Regions from separate parts of the Homo sapiens genome. Here regions 1, 2 and 4 are each linked to region 3. Evidence: chromatin contacts called from ENCODE Hi-C or POLR2A ChIA-PET data. All regions are on one chromosome and are shown on one strand. Each heading gives the region's core, a stretch centred on a gene start or an enhancer-like site at or near the end of the contact. The rest is flanking DNA. Distances are from core to core; before and after follow the strand shown. Region 1 overlaps FNIP1 (folliculin interacting protein 1). Region 2 overlaps SLC22A5 (solute carrier family 22 member 5). Region 3 has its middle 31 kb from the start of CSF2. Region 4 overlaps CARINH (colitis associated IRF1 antisense regulator of intestinal homeostasis).

Region 1 (6,264 bases), core at 538-3,037, 430 kb before region 3:
GGCAATGTTGGGCTGAACAGCACTCACTTCGATTAACTTTGACCTGGAAGAAAAATGCCCCCAAAAGACATTTATTTAGTAATAAATATATTTAACCAGTAAAAAAAAAAAAAAGTGAATTCTACTTGTCCATATTTTACACTAGTCTGTATTAAAATCAAGTGTAAAATCATCCTTATATAATGGTAACAATCGTAAAAATTAAGAGTAAAATGGTAATAATAGTAAAATCAAGAGTAAAATCATCGTTATTTAAAAACTGGCTCAAGTGCTCTATCAGAAAATAAAATACTCCTTCTTATTCAGAGAAGAAGGTCTGATGAGCAACTGAGTAATGAAGTGAGGATCAATCTTTCCTAAGAGACTTTAAGAGAATTGTACCTTGTGTTTGTAGCACATTCTTAATACAATCAGATTATGAAAACAATCATCTAAAACAAAACAATTAAATGCCTCACAAGTCCAAAGCTAGGTATGTAATGTTTCTCAAGCATGAATATTCTCCTTGCATACTTGACCCAAAGTATACATTCTCTGTTTTCCTCTTAGTCTTGGCCAAATCTATTTCTAACAGCTATTCTAACATCTCAGGGATTAGTGCTCCCTAACTGCCAGGCTCAGCATATGTCCTTTGGGGGGCATAAGTCACTCCTAAATGGCTTGAAACCTTCTAAGCAGTAAGAAATCTTATACTTATCAACCAGATCCTTTAACTTTTATTTGAGGTCTTCATAAAACCTTTCCAGGGTGTTTCTGGAGCTTAGCCTTTACTCCTTCTTATGAGTTAAGAGAATATGAAAACAAGAGAGCTATCCAGAACAATGATCTCTTTTATACTAACCTTCAGAGAACAGCTAAAAAAGAGAATGGTACATATTTATATAGGGCCCATTATAGGTGAAAACTTCCTACTTACCCAGGAAAAGGTATCTCATCCTCTTCTGCCCAATCTTCTTGCTCTCCTCCATAATAACTGCTAACTTGTCTAGTCATATCATGACCTGTATCTTCACTTTCACTATCCCCAAGGGCACTGTCTGAACTTTCATTTCTTGGAATGTCCCATTCAGTTCCTACAGCAATTTTTTTATCTGAACTCTCTTTATCCCCATGGGGGACAAGAATGGAGAGTGTATCTCTTTGGTCCTGCTGAGGAAAGCAGGTTTTACATGAATCTTGGGGAACTGTTTCTATACATTTACAAAATTCATTGTTCTGCTTGTTATTTTTTGTACACAATATTTTTGAAAACTCTAACATACAGCAATGGTCTTTACTATCTGTACTTGTTTTAAATGGAACATCATCAATAGTCCTGGTTTCGATTGAATCATCATTAAAATATTCGTCGAATAAGCTCATGCTTTCTGGGTCTGAATGATTCCAACAGGGAAGTTCACAGGGCTCTTCAGAAACCATGTTCTGTGTATCAGACTCTCCAGATTGGTCCTTGGTTGTTTGTTTAGTTTCTTGATGCTGATCAATAGCCCCTCTTTCTTCCTTCAATGGTTTGGTGTGATGTCTGGTAATCTGATCCACCACTGCCTGACTTCGAAGCTCAGTATCTGAATCAGGTGACATAGAATCCCCAATCAGGAAAGTAACCTTTGTCTGGGCAGCCTCACAAGAAAATGAAGCAGGCACAATCTTATCTGGAGGTTTTTTTTCCACAACCATTCCTGTGGATCTCATTGCTTTGCCTGTGTGACTGTCTGAATCCAGCAACTTCTCACTCTGCCATGTTTCCTCTGTTGACTCTAAGCCTGACTCTGACAATGCACATTTGTCTACTGGAACAGATCCTGTGCAAACAACTGTCTCTAACTTGGCGTCAAAGCAAGTTCTTAATTTATCTCTGTACTGTTTAACATCAACAGCATTTTCTTCTTGGCAGTCAGAAGGAGAAATCATCTGGCACTCATCTGAAATTCCTAGCAGCTCCTTAGAGCTGTTTTGAATATCTTCTCTCTCTTGTTGTGAAATGTTCTCTACATTTTGCCCAAGGAGTGGATGACTGCAATATTTACAGTTACAATTGGGAGTTCTAATTTCTTCTGACTCTTTAAAGAGCAAACTGCTTTTGTTTCTATGCATTGTGACAAGGACATACTCTGATTCTTCTATTTCACCTTTCTCTAAAGTGGTAGTAATTACTGTGCCTGGCATAACGATGGCTTCATCTTCTCCATTTTCTAAAAGATGCGTTTCTTGAAGTTCAGAGCATCTTATAAAATAAGTAAGAAAATAAAGTAGCCTCTGGACCATGTCTTGTCGTTTGCCAACTACCACAGTCCTTGCTAACCGTACGGGAGAGCCAATAGCGCCATACAAGTCTCCTGTAATGGAAAAAATCAGTTATTGGACATGTCCTTTACTGACACAGCTAAGTAAGCTATTTTTAATGATCAGAAACCTACTTCTTTTACTGTATGAGTAATAGTTTAGGTTTTACTCGTTTTTTTGTTTTTTTTTTTTTTGAGACAGGGTCTCACACTGTAATCCTGGCTGGAGTGCAGTGGTACAATCATGGTTCACTGCAGCCTCAGCCTCCTAGGCTCAGGTGATCCTGCTACCTCAGCCTCCTGAGTAGCTGGGACTATAAGCGCGTGCCACCATGCCTGGCTAATTTTTTGTATTTTTTTTTTTTTGTAGAGACAGAGTTTTGCCATGTTTCCTAGGGTGGTCTTGAGCTCCTGGGCTCAAGCAATCCACTGGCCCTGGCCTCCCAAAGTGCTGGGATTACAGGCGTGAGCCACCATGCCTGGCCTCACTCTTAGTTCTTTAACAGATGAGTGACTATTCAAGGGAGGAAGATGAGATGAATAATCTTAACCAGAGAGAAAGGTGAATTTAAGGGTTTTCTGGTTTCCTCTTTAAACAAATGCTATGGTTCAGAAACCTCAAGCAAAGAGTCAGTTCTGAAACTCACATATCCCAAGAATATTCTCTAACCCAGGCTCCATGCAGAGCATTTTTACCTTGTTAGAGAAGTACTGCCTGAAGTACTATGTACACAAGGATTCTGTAGCTGTGTCCAATCAAGAAAAGACAAAGCACAATATCCACTGGCTTGCAAGGAGAGGAAAGGAGTAGTGGTAAAATGGAGCAAAGCTATAGTCGTCACACCACACACTTAACCATTCCTGATTTAAATCATATCTCTGGGGCCGGGCACAGTGGCTCACGCTTGTAATTCCAGCACTCTGAGAGGCCGAGATGGGTGGATCACTTGAGACCAGGAGTTCAAGACCAGCCTGGCCAAGATGGTAAAACCCTGTACCTACTAAAAATACAAAAACTAGCCAGGTGGTGTCGTGGGCACCTGTAGTCCCAGCTACTTGGGAGGCTGAGGCTGGAGAATTACTTGAACCCAGGAGGCAGAGGGTGCACTGAGCCGAGATGACACCACTGCACTCCAGCCTGGGCAACAAGAGCAAGACTCCGTCTCAAAAAAATAAAAATAATAAAAAATAAAAAGAAATAAAATAAAAAAGTAAGTCATATCTCTGAACTTTAACTGTTGTTCCTCTAGCCAGCACCCCACCCCACCAGCTCCCATGTTTGTAAAAGCCTATTTTCCCCTTCCATTCCCTAGAGGGTTGGGTACTCAGGATAGGCCAGAAAGGGCAGGAAGAGAGAGACTCATCCTTACTAAAAGGAAAAGAAAGGGCAACAAGTTCAGCCATGCAGTTCATTTTCACTTTTGAATCCATTCTAAACATGACTAGCCATTATGTTAAAAGCAGGGGAGGTGAGGGGGGCAGGACTAGAAATTAGCATTTCTATATTTATGCTATACTTCAAATTAAACCAGTAATTTCAGTGCCAAAACTATGGAGAATAGGGCTGGGCATGGTGGCTTACACATGTAATCCCAGCATTTGGGGAGGTGGAAGCAGGCTGATCACTTGAGCCCAGGAGTTCAAGACCAGCCTGGGCAACATGGCGAAACCCTTGTCTCTACAAAAAAATACAGAAAATTAGCTGGGCATGGTGGCGCGCACCTGTAATCCCAGCTACCTGAGAGGCTGAGGCGGAAGAATCACCTGAGCCCAGGAAGTTGAGGCTGCAGTGAGCTGTGATCGCACCACCACACTCCAGCCTGTGCAATAGCGTGAGACCCTGTCTCAAGAAAGAAAGAAAAAAAAAGGAGAATACAAAGCCATTAATTTCAACTTAATTCAATTTTTGAAGTTGTCAGTATACACATTTAAAATCCTCTATTTTTACTTTACAAAGCCCTCACACTTTTTAAAGGAACAAATATAAATAGGTCTCAAATAAATATAAGCTATAGATACTATTATGATAAATTTTCTCTTCTGGCTAACACACTGGCTCAAATATCACCATGCCACTGTTCTAAACTACTCCCATAATTCCCACAAATTACCAAGTAAGTTGAAATTGCTTTGGCATGGCAAGTGAGTCTTTCATGATTCCCACTTTACTTTTCCAGCTTTATTTTCTTATACTTATCCTCCTTCTTGGCAGTCAGAAGAAGAAATCATCCTTATTCGCACAAAGCCCCAGTTAAACTGGACCACTGAATATGCTCTGCACTTTTAACACCTAGACTCTTTACTCATGTGATGTCCTGTCCCTTTCCTCAATATCTCTGCCAGTCCATAGCTTCCCACCTAAGCATCCTCACTTGGACAAAAGTAGGCTCCCCTGTTGAACTCTCACTAAACTTTTCATTTCTCTTATAGTTCCTCCTTGAATTATCATTGTTGTCTGCATATATATTACCTACAGTCTTAGACTGTCGACTTCTTGAGGGCAATTTCCAAATCATTCATCTTTACAGCCTCTGTGCTTTTTAAACAGAGCCTAGACAGTCAACAAATGATTGTAGAATTAAAAAAGGATTTAAATGTCCCAATTTAAAAAATACTACTAATAATTTGATTTTAAAAAGGTCCATGCAATGGAATACTACTCAGCATTAAAAAGGAATGAACCATTAATACATACAAAATAGGTGAATCTGAATTATATTGAATGAATGAGATCAAAGAAAGTATATACTGCATGATTCCATTCATATAAAACTCTAGAAAATGCAAGTAATCTACCATGACAGAAAGTAGGCCAGTGGCTGCCTAGGGATGGTGGAAGAGGAACAGAGAAGTTGGGGAGAAGGAGATGGGGAGGAGGAGGAGGAGGAAGAGATTACAAAAAGGCATAAGGAAACTTTTGTAAGTGATGCAATATGATTACCATTTTGATTGTGGTGATGGTTTCAGAGGCATATATGCGAAACTTATCAAATTGCTTTATTTTTTTGAGACAGATTCTCGCTCTGTCACCCAGGCTACGGTGCAGTGGCATGATCTCGGCTCATTGCAACCTCTGCCTCCAGGTTCAAGGGATTCTCCTGCCTCAGCCTCCTAAGTGGCTGGGATTATAGGCGCCTGCCACCACGCCCAGCTAATTTTTTTTTTTTTTGAGACAGAGTCTTGCACTGTTGCCCAGGATGGAGTGCAGTGGCATGATCTCGGCTCACTGCAAGCTCCGCCTCCTGGGTTCACACCATTCTCCTGCCTCAGCCTCTTGAGTAGCTGGCGCCCACCACCACGCCCAGCTAATTTTTTGTACTTCTAGTAGAGATGCGATTTCACCGTGTTAAGCCAGGATGGTCTCGATCTCCTGCCCTCATGATCCGCCTGCCTCGGCCTCCCAAAGTGCTGAGATTACAGGCGTGAGCCACTGCACCCAGCCATTGTTTTGTATTTTCAGTAGAGGCAGGGTTTCACCATGTTGGCCAGGCTGGTTTCGAACTCCTGACCTCAAGTAATCCACCCACCTCAGCCTCCCAAAGTGCCAGGATTACAGGCATGAGCCACTGCACCTAGCCCAAACTGTGTACTTTAAATATGTGTTGGGCCAGGTGTGGTGGCTCATGCTTGTAATCCCAGCACCTTGGGAGGCCAAGATGAGCAGATCGCTTGAGTCTGGGAGTTTGAGACCAGCCTGGGGGAACATGGCAAAACCCCATCTCTACAATAAATACAAAAACTAGCCTGGTGTGGTGTTACGCGCCTGTAGTCCCAGCTACTTGGGTGACTAAGGTAGGGAGATCATTTGATCCCAGGGAAATTGGAGCTGCAGTGAGCCATGATCGTGCCACTGCACTTCAGCCTGGGCAAAAGAGTGAGACTTCATTAAAAAAATGCATTTACTGTATGTCAATTATAACTCAATAAAATGGAAGGGAATGGGGGAGGGAACAAGGGAGAAAGCCAGTAGGGATGGAGGTTG
Region 2 (3,243 bases), core at 140-2,639, 280 kb after region 3:
TCCTCCCTGCTCACAGCAGCCCAGCCCTCTCTCCGCCCAAGCCCCAACTGCCCATTCCCCCCATCCCCCCACTCCCCACCCCCACACGGGCCCTGTTAACACTCAGAAGTTGAGGAATAGGTTACAGCTGCCTCACTCTTTTCACCACGGGTTTCAGATTTTCATTTTTTACTTCCTTTCTAGGCAATCATATATTTTAACCATTACTTCTAACAATAAATACTCTTTTTGAGTAATAGGCCTTTCATAAAGTCAGCATTTGGGAAAATCATTGTTTCTTATACCTAAGGTGGCTTGTCACCTTACAAAGCTAACCCCAAACGTAAAATGTAAAGCACAAATAGATTTGGAGTTAGAAGTATTTCATCTCTTGAGTATTAGCAATTATTCATTAAAAAGAAAAAAAAAGTGTTTAGTCTCTTTCTGCCCTCCAATGGTTAATTATTGCATATCATCTTGGAGTCAGGTCCTTTTTGATGTCCACCTCTTCCCCCTACCCCACCCCTCCCGTCAGCCCTGTTCTCACACACCATGACTCATTTCTTGGCTCTACCTAGTTCCTGGTTCTTGCTTTTCCTTCCCGTTCCCTCTCCTACCATCTCTGTAGCAGGCAGTTTTCCTTGGTCTCGTGACTATGAGAGGTTAGAAGCTGTAAATGCTGCCTGGTGGGGTTCTGGAATGTGTCTGTGGTCTGACTGGAAGATGAGGGGTTGGGTGTGGGAACAGCCACAAGCAGCCCTGCTGAAGTGTGAGAGGCAGGCATGGTTGGGCTTGGAAAAGAGGGAACAGTTATTGTAGACAGCGGAGGCCAATGGCCACTGCCAGCCCTGCAGACTTCCCAGTGAGTGGTGGCCCAGCAGCCACTGTCAGCATGCACCAGAAAGGGGTCCTGTGCGCAAAGGTCAGGCAGGAGTGTGGCAGAGGGCTTTTAAGTTAGGTGGTTTTGGGGGCTTTTAAGTGAGGGGTCAATCTGGGTGAATGCATAAGCCCCACTGGCATCTTTGAGGAAATGAGGCTATTTCAGGGGATACTTTCAGTCCAAAGTTGACCTTTTGTTGAACTTCTAACTCTGGAAAAACAAGCTCCAAACCTGGGTTTGCTTAAGAAAGCAACATCAGTGTGTTTAGACGTGTGGTTTATTAATGGCCTTGGCTGTGCTGAATTTCATAGGAAGTCACTCTGGGTGAAGCTCAGGTCAATTTTCCTGTTTTTCTATTTGAATTCTTTTTCCCTGGAAGCACACCAGTAACTACATAGTATAAGGACTCAAAACATTAACTTTTAAAAAATATCAGACCAATAAACCACACAGCCAGGTACTCTCTCTGACCCAGAGGGCAGGGAGCCAGGCTTCGGGAGGAATACTTAGAGGCCTCCTTGGAATGTGGCCACCGACAGGAATATGTGGGGGTGCAGTGAGGAAGCTGTCAGCCTGGGCCTCTGTCTTCCTGTACCCTTGAGGGACTGGTCACTTACTTTTCCTCATTTTCATTCACTCTGATTTGTTACTGACAAGGCCTAGGGAAGTTTTCACAGCCTAAAACACAGTCAGTATACTTACTGTTCTTAGAAACGTAACACTCCCCGACGCTGAGATGCAGACAGCTAAGATGCCAGGGATTCAAGTATGTTATTGTGTGCTCTGAGTCTCTGACCACCTCTTCTTCCCATACACTTATGATGTTGTTCCTGCAGTTACAAGACCTAAGTTCCAAGAAGCAGCAGTCCCACAACATTCTGGATCTGCTTCGAACCTGGAATATCCGGATGGTCACCATCATGTCCATAATGCTGTGGTATGTAAAAGAGACCTGCCTGAGGCTTCCAGACAAAGCTTCTTGAAGTGGCCATTGGGCCTCTTGTTTACAGACATGCCTCAGACAAAATTCAAAGCCTATGTCATCAGAGAGTGAAAAGGATATGTCTTGTGTTAGATGGAAAAAATGGGCATGTCACAATTCTTAATGGGATGGAACCTCAGAAAAGGAGAATGAAAACAATTGTGGAGGCTGTTGTGGGAAATATGGACTCTTGTGGGGAATCTCTCCAGATCTTAAGATGAATCCTTGCCCAATTTGGGTCATTTAGTTCCCGTCTCCTACCCAGTTACCGACAGTGGCTGAGGAGGCCAGGTAGGGCTTTTAAGAAGGATCTGAGTGAAGACACCATGTCCTGTAGGCTGCAGAGGCTGCCAGTTACTTTCTGGAAATGTGGAAGTGGGATGTGCTCCTCCTGGGATGTCCATAAACGGTCCTGGAGTCAGGGCTATAGCCTAGATGTCCTTACCAGGTTCCCACTAATGAGGCAAAGTATGTCAGAAAGGGATTTGTGAATTACCAGGGAGAGGAAACATGTCCAAGTGCACATCGCTAGCTTTTGCTCAGCGGCCGAACCCTGGGATTCTAGGCGACTTCTGGAGCCTGGTGGGTTAGCGGTGAGAAGATGGGCGAGGAGGGCGGACTTCATCTCAGAGTCCTTATTACTAGTCTCATCCAGCTTTGAGGCAGTCAGCCACTGTGCCTACTGAGGGAGTGCTATGAGTCACCCGCTTCCAAGGAATGGCCCAGGATCCCTCCAGGCAGTTCACCATTCCCTGAGTTGGCCTCAAGACAGGAGCAGCATGTAGCCTGCACCACAGACATGCAAGCCTGTGATGAGTCACCCACTTTTGTGTTCACCCAGGCTCTCCTCCCTGCTCTGGATTTCCTGGGGACTCATGCACATACTCTTTTTATTGTACCAGCTGTGTGTTCCACCTGCAGATGAGTCAAAACAGTCTAATCCATAAAGGTCTGGTTTGTCAAAGAGTGTGGGTCATCAACAGAGAGAATGCCTACTGGGGATGCCCAGGTCAGGGGTACTGCAGGGCATCCTGATGAGAGGCAGTGTGGCCCCTCCATTGGGAGCCACCTCTGTGCTCCACAAGTACCGCGGGGCTGGTGTCAGCTGTCTCTGACCAGCCTCTTCCTGACTGGTCACCACAGGTAGTGTGTGAGGGTCTCTCTCCAAGTGTTTGACCTAATGTTGTTCCTTTTGTTATCTTATCCCCCAAATCCTATCACACCTCACTTGATGTCTGCCTCCTGACTCATTCTCTAGCTCCTTCTGCAGTTGCTGGATTTGAGGAGGTTCAGCTTAGGATTTTTAAAGCTGAAAGGCAGGTTGGAATTTTTCTTTTCAATGAAGTAAATCTATCTGAATTATACAAGCTTTTTTGCTGGGACACTGTCTATATGGAAGGCT
Region 3 (5,692 bases), core at 745-3,244:
GTGTGAATGCCACACAGGCTGACACAGTCCTGTCTTTCTAAAGGCAAGGAGCTCTGAGTCCTGTGTGGTTTCCTGAAGGTGCTTCATGAACTACTTCCATTAATAAACTCTTTCATCTTAAATTTTTAAAATGAAATGAAACTGTCCTAGAAAGTTACAGACTGAGTCCCTCACCATTATTGATACCTTGGAGTACATGGGTCTTCCCTTGAGTAGATTTTCTGGGAGCTATTCTACCCACGTCCGTTTGTTGAGATCTTACAGGATTTCTTGCCCCAGTTAAATCTCCTGGGGTAGGCAAAGTGCTCAAGAAGTTGGAATGGGGCTGTGGGGTTCCACAAACAAGGGAAGCACCCAGAGGGCCCAACATCAGTACTCAGGGCCTCCTTGGCTTCTGGCCTGCAGCTGGGGAGGCAGGGCTGCAGTGCTGGAGGGGCATCTCTGTCAGCCTCCTGCAGCACAGGGGCCAGGGTCTGGGGGCAGCAATCACTTTGGTGACTAATAACCTAATCATGGAAAATTACAACTTCCTGAGCTAGGTATATCAGAGGTGGCCACAAAACTCTTTATGATGTGGCCAAAAATTCCTCCTACCACCACAGCCCTTGAAAATAGGTCAAAGACACCTTCTATGGAACTCTCAAAACAGGGCTTAGCTCACACCATCTACCTCCGTCATTGTGCTGCAAACACTGGAGCTTTTGTGAGAATGCTCTCCTCTTCTGCGGTTTGAGCTCAGTTTTGGCTCTGGGCTAATCATCTGTCCTGTCCTACTTGTCTTCCACAAGGGACCGACTGGTCATGAAGGCCATGAAGGCTGTCTGCTGTGTGTCCCTGGAAATGTCTGTCGACAGCCTCTCTAGGCAGAAGTGTTTCTTCTTGTGTACCAACCAAGACCTATAGGCCTCGCCTCATCTCCCAAGCTATACCTCACCACAAAGCAGAACAAGGGTGGACTAAGAACTGGCAGAGACTTATACTTGGCTTTCCAGAGGTCCCAGGTTTGTGGTAGGGGTTCATGAGGCTGGCTGCTGTCTAGATGAGATATGCAGAGTGAGCTCTTTTCCCTGAATGCTGGGCATCCCATCGGTAGTATGGGACAGGGTAAGCTCCTGGCCTGGCTGGCTCCAATGCTGCCTGAGTGAAGCTATGTAACCCTGGGACATCTCTCTTAGCATGCTGATATTTGGCTGCTTCTCTGATAATGGGAGCAGCATTCTCTGGTATGGGGTGCTGTGGAAGACCTAGGGAATGGGACAACAGATTAAAATGGGCTTTGAAGACCCTTGCAGAGGTGACCAGGGAGGCCCAACCTTCTATTTCCTGTGCTCAGGCCTTGGCAGAGACAGAAACCACGAGGCTCCAAGGTCCCCAACCAGTGGGACCCCGACACCAGGAGGACAGGACTCTCAGAGTTCTGTGCCTACTCCTCAGTTTCTTTTGTGTCTGCTGCTATCAGGAGTCCCAATCTACAGGGCTCAATCAGGATGGGATCCTTAGTGTGGCACCTGGGTCAGAAAGCCGCCCCTGCTAAGAGGCTCAGGACAGGGCTAACTGGGAGAAGAGGCCCCACCTAAGTGTCTGCCACCCAAGATGATACTTTTTTTGGCCCAGAAGCCTCATCTGACCTCTGGCCCAGGCCTCAGCCTGGGTGAGGGTGGACATCTCTGTCCTAACAAGATCCTTGGGAGCCTCCAGGCAGTCCCCTTCCAGGGATAAGAGGTCCTGTGTCTGCTTGGCCTAGAGCCAGGCCTGTGCTGAGTCACAGGACTCTGGTGTTCAAGGCCAAAAACAATGACTTAAACATTCTGAAATCCAGGAAAAATCAGCACTGGCTTTCTACCTAAGAACCCTGCCCAGCTAGGCATGAGTTCACCCAGCAAGACAGTGACAAGGACAATGGGAAACTGCCTGTCCCCTGTAGGCAAGAGGAGCAGGGGGCTAAGCCTTGAGCCTGAAACCAACCCTGAAAGATTCTTTAAAAACCCCATATCATTTCATCTAAAATTAGCTTTCAGCATCTAAATCACTTCCTGTTACAGAAACCACAGGCCTGATGCTTCAGTCATCACCCTGCCTGCCTCTAGGGGTGGGGTAGGTGAGGTAGGAGTGCTGCACACAAAAAACAGTGACTATCCAAAAGTGACACAGCAGTCAGGAACCCCTTTCCCCACCCCCCCCACCCACTGCAGAAAGGATGGCTAAGCAGGGCCCTATAATGGTGTTGTTGTGGGGACCAGAGCCAATGTGAACATGCATGTGCATGTAGGCAAATATACACACATATGCACACTCCCCTGCATGCACACTATACACACAGACCAGAGCTTTCTCCACTGCCGCAGAGAGACTGCCGTATGGACAGCCCAAGCACGTCTCCGTTGTGCCCCTTCTGAGCACAGGACTCACCAAGAGAGGAGGGCAAGTGTCTGGCCTCCTTGGAGCATCTGCATCTCTGTTTCCACTTCTCTTACAGCCCTGGTTACTTTATGCCTAATTGGCTGTGAGCGAGGTTAGCCCAGCACTTGGCACTTGGCTCTCACTCATTGTTTCAGCCAACATTGCCAAGTGTTTCCTGTGTGCAGAAAACCAGGTGGTGGCCGGATTGAGGATGTGGAGCAAGTCAGAGGCCATCCCTGTACACCAAGAACTGAAGTTGAAGAAACCAACTGAATCTCTAAACCAGAGATGTCCAATCTTTTGGTTTCCCTGGGCCACTTTGGAAGAAGAATTGTCTTGGGCCACACATAAAATTCACTAACACTAACAATAGCTGATGAGCAAAAAAAAAAAAAAAAAAAAAAAAAAGAAAGCAAAAAATCTCATAATGTTTTAGGAAAGTTTACCAATTTATGTTGGGTCACATTCAAAGCTGTCATGGGTAGTATACAGCCTGTGAGTCATGGGTTGGACAAGCTTGCCTAAACCATCCAGAGAGCTCTGTTCTTCCTACTGCCTCAAGCTAAGCCCTGACCCAAACCTGAGACCTGGATTGAAGGATGCCAGCATCTGTGCACAGATAAACTGCAGCCACAGAAGGAAGACACTGATCATCTGTCACAAACTTGGTGAGTCATAAATAGTGCCACCTAAACCATGAGATAAACTGGGGGTGCACCTGGAAACCAGGTAGCCCCCCTCAAGGGCAGGGGCTTTTGTATTATAGGTCTGCTGCTATTCTCCCAGTACCCTCAATGGCACATGTCATGTAGAAGAGTCTCAGTAAATACCTGGTGGGTGACAGAATGGAGGTGGGTGATTCTGTTGATGAGCAGGCTGGCACCGATGAGCATGGAGTATCTGCCAGCCCTAGGATGGTGCTGTGTCTGTGTCCATCCACTGTATGGTTACAAGAACTCAAGGTACCTGGGATCCCTCAGTCCTCACAGACCAGCTCCCAAGCTGGGCACAAAAGACAATGTATGTTGAGTGTTGTTTCTGACATGAGACTACTGGGACAGTAGGTGTCTGCCTGCTCCAGTATGAGGGATCCCACTACTTTGTCACTGGATGGCTTTGGTTGCAGTGGTTTTCTAACCAAAGCACAATGACCCTTCAGTGGGGTCAGCTTCAGCAAGATAAAGGCCTGGCCTGAAACAGGTGTCTTCTATAAGAAAGACAGAGTTGTGTCCATTATGCCTCTCTCGCTGCTTCCTGGTAAAGGGACCTAGGCATCCCTGGGTGACTGGAATGCCTGGTGACCACTTCCATCCACCCCCATTAGCTGCTGCTAAGGTACACATGAAGTATCTTAGGTTCCCAGAAAGAGAACCCCTGTTGAACAGTAACAAGCCCCAGCACAGGGTGCTAATGATTTATCTGCTTTCACATTTGAGCGTGCTTTCTTGGAAGTGATGGAGAATCTTCGGCCTGAAGATGTGGAGGCGCATGCAGAGTCCTGAGCTCCCCACAGGCAGCTTAGGTGTAACTGAGAAGGAGCTGTGAGCATATCTGGCTCTCCAGCTCCCACAGCAAGCGGGGTCCACCAGTATTGACATGGCTCTTGTCTGCATGATAAGCTGGACCAACAAGGCCAGGGCTCTGCCCACAAAGCTAAACTAGTATGGGGACTTGGCACTTGTCCCTGTCAGGGGAATGGTAAGCATTTTCGCACAGACTAGACATATTTTCCAAAGGCCTGCTTTAAATCAGGCCTTATCTGGGCACTGAGGATACAATTAGGAAGAAGACAAAAGTCTGTCTCTCAACAATGGCATATTCCACTGAGGGAGACATGTAATTATAATACCAGATTGTAAGTACAAAACTAGAGAGGTATTAGAAAAAGACAGACATGGTGCTCTCGGTGCATAGAGAAGGAACATGCCACCCAGCCTGGAGGCTAGGCACAGTTTTGGTGAAAATTTTTACTGAGGTAGAACTCAGTAGGAATAAGACATTACCAAATTGAATTAAAAGAATAACAGATCATGATCAAGCAGGGTCATTCCCAGGAATGCAAATTTGATTATGGAAAATCTACCAATGTACTTCTCCACAATAATTGGTTAATCTAAAGATGATCATCTCAACAGAAACATCCGTTTATGAGAAAAATTCTTTGTCTACTAGGACTACTAGGAAGCATCCTTAATAAGATCAAGAATTATACCAGAAACCGGCCAGGCGCAGTGGCTCATGCTTGTAATCCCAGCACTTTGGGAGACAGGCAGATCACTTGAGATCAGGAGTTCGAGATCAGCCTGGCCAACATGGTGAAACCCCATCTCTACTTAAAAAAAAAAAAAAAAAAAAAAATTATCCGGGCATGGGAGTGTGTGCCTGTAATCTCAGCTACTCCAGAGGCTGAGGCACAAGAATTGCTTGAACCTGGGAGGTGGAGGTTTCAACGAGCCAAGATTGCACCACTGCTCTACAGCCTGGGTGACAGAGTGAGACTCTGTCTCAAAAAAAAAAAAAAAAAAAAAAGAGAGAGAGAATACTATAAACACCTCTATGCAAATAAACTAGAAAATCTGGAAGAAATGGATAAATTCCTCGACACATAAACTCTCCCAAGACTAAACCAGGAAGAAGCTGAATCTCTGAATAGACCAATAACAGGCTCTGAAATTGAGGCAGTAATTAATAGCTTACCAAACAAAAAAAGTCCAGGACCAGATGGATTCACAGCCGAATTCCACCAGAGGTACAAGGAGGAGCTGGTACCATTCCTTCTGAAACTATTCCAATCAATAGAAAAAGAGGGAATCCTCCCTAACTCATTTTATGAGACCAGAATCATCCTGATACCAAAGCCGGGCAGAGACACAACAAAAAAAGAGAATTTTAGACCAATATCCCTGATGAACATCGATGCAAAAATCCTCAATAAAATACTGGCAAATCAAATCCAGTAGCACATCAAAAAGCTTATCCACCATGATCAAGTGGGCTTCATCCCTAGGATGCAAGGCTGGTTCAACATATGAAAATCAATAAATGTAATCCAGCATATAAACAGAACCAATGACAAAAACAATATGATTATCTCAACAGATGCAGAAAAGGCCTTTGACAAAATTCAACAACCCTTCATGCTAAAAACTCTCAATAAATTAGGTATTGATGGGACATATCTCAAAATAATAAGAGCTATCTATGACAAACCCACAGCTAATATCATACTGAATGGGCAAAAACTGGAAGCATTCCCTTTGAAAACTGGCACAAGACAGGGATGCCCTCTCTC
Region 4 (5,436 bases), core at 19-2,518, 330 kb after region 3:
TTATTATGTATTATCATTGTCTGGGACCTCATATTGTGTGTTATAATGATTATACATATTTACAAGGTACATAATGATGTTTCAATACATATTATGTATAGTGATCACATCAGGGTAATTAGCATATCCACCATCTCAAATGTTTGTCATCTCTTTGTGTTGGGAACAGTCACTATCCTCCTCCTAGCTATTAGCAGTGGTTAGGGATTTTGGAAGTTGTGTAGTGTGAAGAAGCCTGTGGGCCAGAGGTTCTTATCACAGACTCTTTCTTCTTCAGGAGCTATGAACCATCCTTCCCCAAAGTGTTATCAAACTGTGCCTTTGGTGGAGGCATAGCTCTCGTCGGATTCTTTTTTGCCAGAAAGATCTGTGAACGAAACTGCTACTATGTTAACTCAGAGAACAGCCTCCCTAATAAAGAAGAGGATGTGTTCCTACAAGAGCCAGGTTTTAGTTGGATTGTTAGTGTGAGTGATGAAGACCTCAGAATGGCTCTAGAAAGAAGCCCAGATCTCAGCTTTGCACTGTGATTGTCCCCCAGCAACTTTGCATTCCCCCTGTATGGGAATAGGGACCTGTGGATTCTGTTGCCATAGATCCAGAGATTGGACCTAGGAAAGTGAGACCAGGTGGTCTGACACCTACCTCCAGAGCGGACAACCCAGAGACAGAGCAGGCCCCTGCAGGTGTAGGGGCTGGCGGCGAGAAGACAGCTATGTTTACCCTTGTAGACTAGGAATATCAGTATGAATAGACTAGTCCTAGGCTTTGAAATGAATTTTAGTGTTCATTATTATTTGGTCATTCTAAAAACCCCTATTTTGAACCTCCACTTCAGAGAAATAGTTCTGATGTTCTCAGAAAATGTCAGGAGTGTATGGTGCACAGCAGTGGACAACAAAGGAAGAGAAAACCAGAAAAGGAGAAAAGTGAATAAAAAGAAACTTCTCAAATTAGAGCAAAATACTGAATTCAGTTATGCAAGCATACAACTGTAACGTGACAACCTCTCTGATTTTGACAGTCCCCCTCCACTTGTATTTTTAAAGTCCTGGCCACAGTTATAAATAGGGAACCATATCTGTTGAGACTTCCCAAGGGTTACATAAACAGTTTGGATGGTTACATCTTTTTAAACAACAGTTTCTACAAACACTGAAAAAATCCCACTTATTTAACAGTCTGATGCCTTGAGCCAGTCCTGGGAGTCCCTGGGAGGCCTTGCAGAATCACTTCCTTCTGACTGTGAGTGGGGGCAGGGGCCTGGCTTCTTGAGAGAGAGCAGGGGAGGAAGAACCCAGTGTGTATGGGGGCGGGCAGGGAGGAGTGGGGTGGGGCAGAGGGAGGGAGGAGGAGGCCCCAGACTGCTACTCATACAGGCAGCTGTATCTTGTCTCCAGGAGAGAGCAGGGACCCAGGATGGAGCAGACATAGGTCTTCTGGGGACTCAGCCCTTTCAGGAGGGAGTGTGTGCTCTAGGCACACCCTTCCCATTTGACAATCTGATATGAGGTGGAAACAGGGTCCTTGGGCCCCTAAGTCATGTTGGGAATGTTTCCTTCTCTCAAGCCGGAAGAGCTGAGGTTTATCTGAGAAATGCCTATGTCTCTTTTGACACATCGTAGTCACTAACCCCTTGTTCCTGCTCCAGGAGCCTCTAAAAAGCCATCTAGACCAGAAAAATTGGTCTTTTTTAGTGATGGGAGTGGCTTTAATGTCATTCTCCCCTATTTAGTTATGAGCTGTACCTCAGTTTTGTCATTAGAAATATAATTTTAGGTCAGGTGCAGTGGCTCATGCCTATAATCCCAACACTTTGGGAGGCTGAGGTGGGCAGATTACTTGAGGTCAGGAGTTAAAGACCAGCCTGGGCAACATGGTGAAACCCTGTCTCCACTAAAAATACAAAAATTAGCTGGGCATGGTGGTGGGCACCTCTAATTCCAGCTACTCAGGAGGCTGAGGCACAAGAATTGCATGAACCTGGGAGGCAGAGGTTGCAGTGAGCTGAGATCGTGCCATTGCACTCCAGCCTGGGGGCGACAAGAGCAATACTCCATCTCAAAAAATAATAATTATAATAATAATTTTAGTTAAGCGTTCTCCCTTCCCAGATGTCTTTTTAGAAGTGCAGTTAGCTAAAGATACATAGCTCATTACTATAAATTAATTTTATCAAACTGATCCATGCACTTCCATTTAAAGAGGACTCGGTCCAGTGGGTCTTAACCTTTTTTTGAGGTCACACACCCCTTCCAGAATCTAATGGCACACATAGACCCTTTCCCCAGGAAAATTCACAAACATCCAGAATTTCATATGCCACTAGGGGATTTAAAAGACCCCTTTGACTCCACCCTGGGCTTCTGAGTTCTTATGAGAGGGTGGCACATGGAAAAAGTGGTGGTGAGGGGCAAGGAACAGGGACAAAAAAGGAACCTGGGTCCTTAAGAGATCACTTAGTTGTTTTACCCAAGACTTGGCATACAAAAATATCAGAAATGAGTGTCTGCTGCCAAGTGGGGTCACTGCACGTCCTAGAAAAAAAGTATGCCTTCATCTGCAGTGACACACAGCCATGGTGTTGGGACTGGCACACTGCATCTCTAAGCCGCCAAGAGCTTGACCCTGGATGGGAAGAAAACTGCCCCAGAGATGCTGGAGCTGGCTTTATGAACTGGCTTTATGCTGGGGAGGTGGATGGCAGATCGCATCCATCTGGTAGGTTGAGGTCCTCTTGGCAAGCCTACTACCATCACCTCCCAGCAGAAGAGGACTGCAAACTATCCTTAAAGGGGACTCGGTCCAGTGAGTCTTACCTTTTTTTGAGGTCATACACCCCTTCCGGAATCTGATGGCACACATAGACCCTTTCCCCAGGAAAATTCACAAACATCCAGAGTTTCATATGCCACTAGGGGATTTAAAAGACCCTGCAAAGGACACTGCAAACTCATAACCTTGAGTCCAAGATCTCTTTTTTTTTTTTTTTTTTAGGGAAGTCAATTGTATGATGTAGCTTGTGACTCCCAGGGTATTGTTCTACTCAAACTGGGGAAAACATGGGGAAAGTTTCTGGATCTAGACTTCATACACAAGCATCACAGGGGATTTTGAAAGTGATGCAGCATCGTGAAATGAGCATAGGGATCGTTTGGAGTCGAGCGCTTGTTATTTGAAGCTCCTCCTGTCTATGTGGTGACTCAAGGAGGGGAGAATTTCCCCTTTGTGAGCCAGCTGGACAAGTGTCAGCACTGCTGTCTTTGCAGGCTCTGGCACAGAGGCGCAGGGCCTGGACTAAAGGGAGTCTCCAGGGTTTGGGGGTCAGACCCAGCTTAACACACATGAAAAGGAGTGATCTTTCTCTTAAGCCATTGAGCCAGGGTCCCCCTACAGCCCACAGAGCCCTTTCCACCACCTGGTGCAGCATCTGAACCAAACAGAGGGCATGTTTGTTGCACTGCCTGGGGGTTCAGCTCCCATCCATACCACAACACAGGACAAGGCCCGGGCTTTGCACAGCACAGTCAAGTGAGCACACTCTCACGATCTGATGCAGTCCTTCTCCCACACCCACCATCCAATTTTTTCCTTCACTTCTTTGTCTTTTTTAATATTAGTAATTTTTGTTATTTCTGTTAACTGGACTTCTTGGAACTAAGATTACTTAAGCAGGATACACTAGCCATAGATGAAAAGATGGGTAAATTGAACATTTATGAACTTTTGTTCATCAAAAATACCATTAAAGAGTGGAAAGGCGTCTGGGTGCGGTGGCTCACACCTGTAATCCCGGCACTTTGGGAGGCTGAGATGGGCGGATCACAAGTCAGGAGTTCGAGACCAGCCTGGCCAATATGGTGAAATCCCGTCTCTACTGAAAATACAAAGATTAGCCGGGCATGGTGGTGGGCACCTGTAGTCTCAGCTACCCGGGACGCTGAGGCAGGAGAATCACTTGAACTCGGGAGGTGGAGGTTGTAGTGAGCCGAGATCATGCCATGCACTCCAGCCTGGGTGAGAGAGCGAGACTCTGTCTCAGAAAAAAAAAAACAAAAAACCTAGTGGAAAGGCGAGCCAGAGACTGGAAGAGGAGAGGATATTCTCTGTAACATATCCGACAGACGACTGGGGCTTATATCCAGAAGGTCCAAAGAATTCCTGTAAGTAAATAAGAAAAAAGCAAATAGGCAAAAGTCTTAAACAGGAACATCTTAAAAGTGGATATATAAATAGCCAATAAGCAAATTAAAACGTAAAAGATACAACTCTATACCCACAGGAAGGACTAAAATTGAAGACTGATAATACCAAATGTTGGCAAACACTTTTATATGCTGGTAGGAGTGTACATTGGTACAATCACTTTGGAAAACTATTTGATAGTATCTACTAAAGCTAAGACTATACCCATTCCATAAACCATCAGTTCCACCTCTAGGTACATACTCAAGAGGAATGAGTGCGAATGTCCAGAATGTCCACCAGCGGACATAAACCAAAATGTTTTTGTCTTATGTCTAATAGTATCTTTCTCCATAAGAGCCCCAAACTAGAAACAACACAAATGGCCATCAACAGTAGAATGGTTAAATTGTGTCATATCTACACAATGGGATACAACACAGCAATCTTAAAAAAGAACAAACTGTGTCTATACATAACAGCATACATGGATCGCACAGATAATGTGTAGTGGGAAGAAGCCAGACACCCGAAAGGTACATTGTATGATTCTATTTATATGAAGTTTAAAAACAAATAAAATTGGCCGGGTGCGGTGGCTTATACCTGTAATCCCAGCACTCTGGGAGGTCAAGACAGGAGGAATGCTTGAGACCAGGAGTTTGAGACCAGCCTGGGCAACATAGCAAGACTCTGTCTCTTTAAAAAAAAAAAAATAGCTGGGCATGGTGGCACATGCCTGTAGTCCTAGCTACACAAGAGGCTGAGGTGGGAGGATTGCTTGAGTCTAGGCGTTTGAGGCTGCACTGGGCTATGATCGCACCACTGCACTCCATCCTGGACGACAGAGCAAGACCCTGTCTCAAACAAAAGGCAAAAACAGATAAAATTAATCTCTGGTGATGGAAGTTAGAACAGAGGTTACTTTTTGGGTGGGTCCCAACAGGGAGGGGCATGAGGGGCCCCCTGTGGTTGGAAGCATTCTGTCTCAGTGCTACTCAAAGTATTGCAATTGCCAGCCACCTTGCCATTCACCCCACTGGCTCCTGGATGATAAGTATAAGGGTGCACCTTTGTCTGAACCCCAGTGCCTAGCACAGCCCCCGCCATGTAGAGCAGATCCTCAGTGGACATTTATTCAAAGAATGAGCAAATTGCACCAGGCGCAGTGGCTCACTCCTGTAATCCCAGTACTTTGGGAGGTTAAGGTGGGCGGATCACTTGAGTCTAGACCGAGACCAGCCTGGCCAA

Evidence for each region. A loop is a pair of places that touch in the nucleus more often than their neighbours do. ChIA-PET counts read pairs that join two places held with the same protein, here RNA polymerase II (POLR2A). Pooled maps may share reads with other maps.
Region 1: a map of GM11168 shows a loop between it and region 3 (3-fold over the local background). The contact joins two enhancer-like sites. A Hi-C loop is called at or near these places in 1 of 168 maps with a recorded cell type or tissue (GM11168), 4 of 37 single-sample maps with no recorded cell type and 2 of 50 pooled maps.
Region 2: a loop to region 3 is called in a pooled map, with 2.3 times the contacts of the local background. The contact joins two enhancer-like sites. A Hi-C loop is called at or near these places in 2 of 50 pooled maps. POLR2A ChIA-PET finds 5 or more read pairs at or near these places in 3 of 52 experiments (GM12878, HCT116 and activated CD4-positive, alpha-beta T cell).
Region 4: a loop to region 3 is called in a pooled map, with 3 times the contacts of the local background. The contact joins two enhancer-like sites. A Hi-C loop is called at or near these places in 1 of 168 maps with a recorded cell type or tissue (CD8-positive, alpha-beta T cell), 7 of 37 single-sample maps with no recorded cell type and 11 of 50 pooled maps.

Annotation. Positions count from the first base shown.
Region 1 is chr5:131,670,589-131,676,852 of GRCh38, forward strand. It overlaps FNIP1 (folliculin interacting protein 1), which reads right to left. Exons shown (of 18, transcript NM_133372.3): 14 at 917-2,336; 15 at 1-43. Among named protein-coding and RNA genes, the nearest start is that of RAPGEF6, 38 kb to the left of the region's middle. Within about 2 kb of position 1,788, at least 11 of the 41 ENCODE cell types and tissues checked have a DNase peak (open chromatin) inside an H3K27ac peak, as active enhancers do.
Region 2 is chr5:132,387,226-132,390,468 of GRCh38, forward strand. It overlaps SLC22A5 (solute carrier family 22 member 5), which reads left to right. Exons shown (of 10, transcript NM_003060.4): 6 at 1,696-1,796. Among named protein-coding and RNA genes, the nearest start is that of MIR3936HG, 19 kb to the left of the region's middle. Within about 2 kb of position 1,390, at least 29 of the 41 ENCODE cell types and tissues checked have a DNase peak (open chromatin) inside an H3K27ac peak, as active enhancers do; they include HCT116, where a contact is called at or near this core.
Region 3 is chr5:132,101,762-132,107,453 of GRCh38, forward strand. No RefSeq gene overlaps it. Among named protein-coding and RNA genes, the nearest start is that of CSF2, 31 kb to the left of the region's middle. RefSeq lists enhancers at 1,635-1,929, 1,708-2,087. Within about 2 kb of position 1,995, at least 30 of the 41 ENCODE cell types and tissues checked have a DNase peak (open chromatin) inside an H3K27ac peak, as active enhancers do; they include CD8-positive, alpha-beta T cell and HCT116, where a contact is called at or near this core.
Region 4 is chr5:132,436,508-132,441,943 of GRCh38, forward strand. The region is part of intron 2 of CARINH (colitis associated IRF1 antisense regulator of intestinal homeostasis); the gene reads left to right. Among named protein-coding and RNA genes, the nearest start is that of LINC02863, 13 kb to the left of the region's middle. Within about 2 kb of position 1,269, at least 30 of the 41 ENCODE cell types and tissues checked have a DNase peak (open chromatin) inside an H3K27ac peak, as active enhancers do; they include CD8-positive, alpha-beta T cell, where a contact is called at or near this core.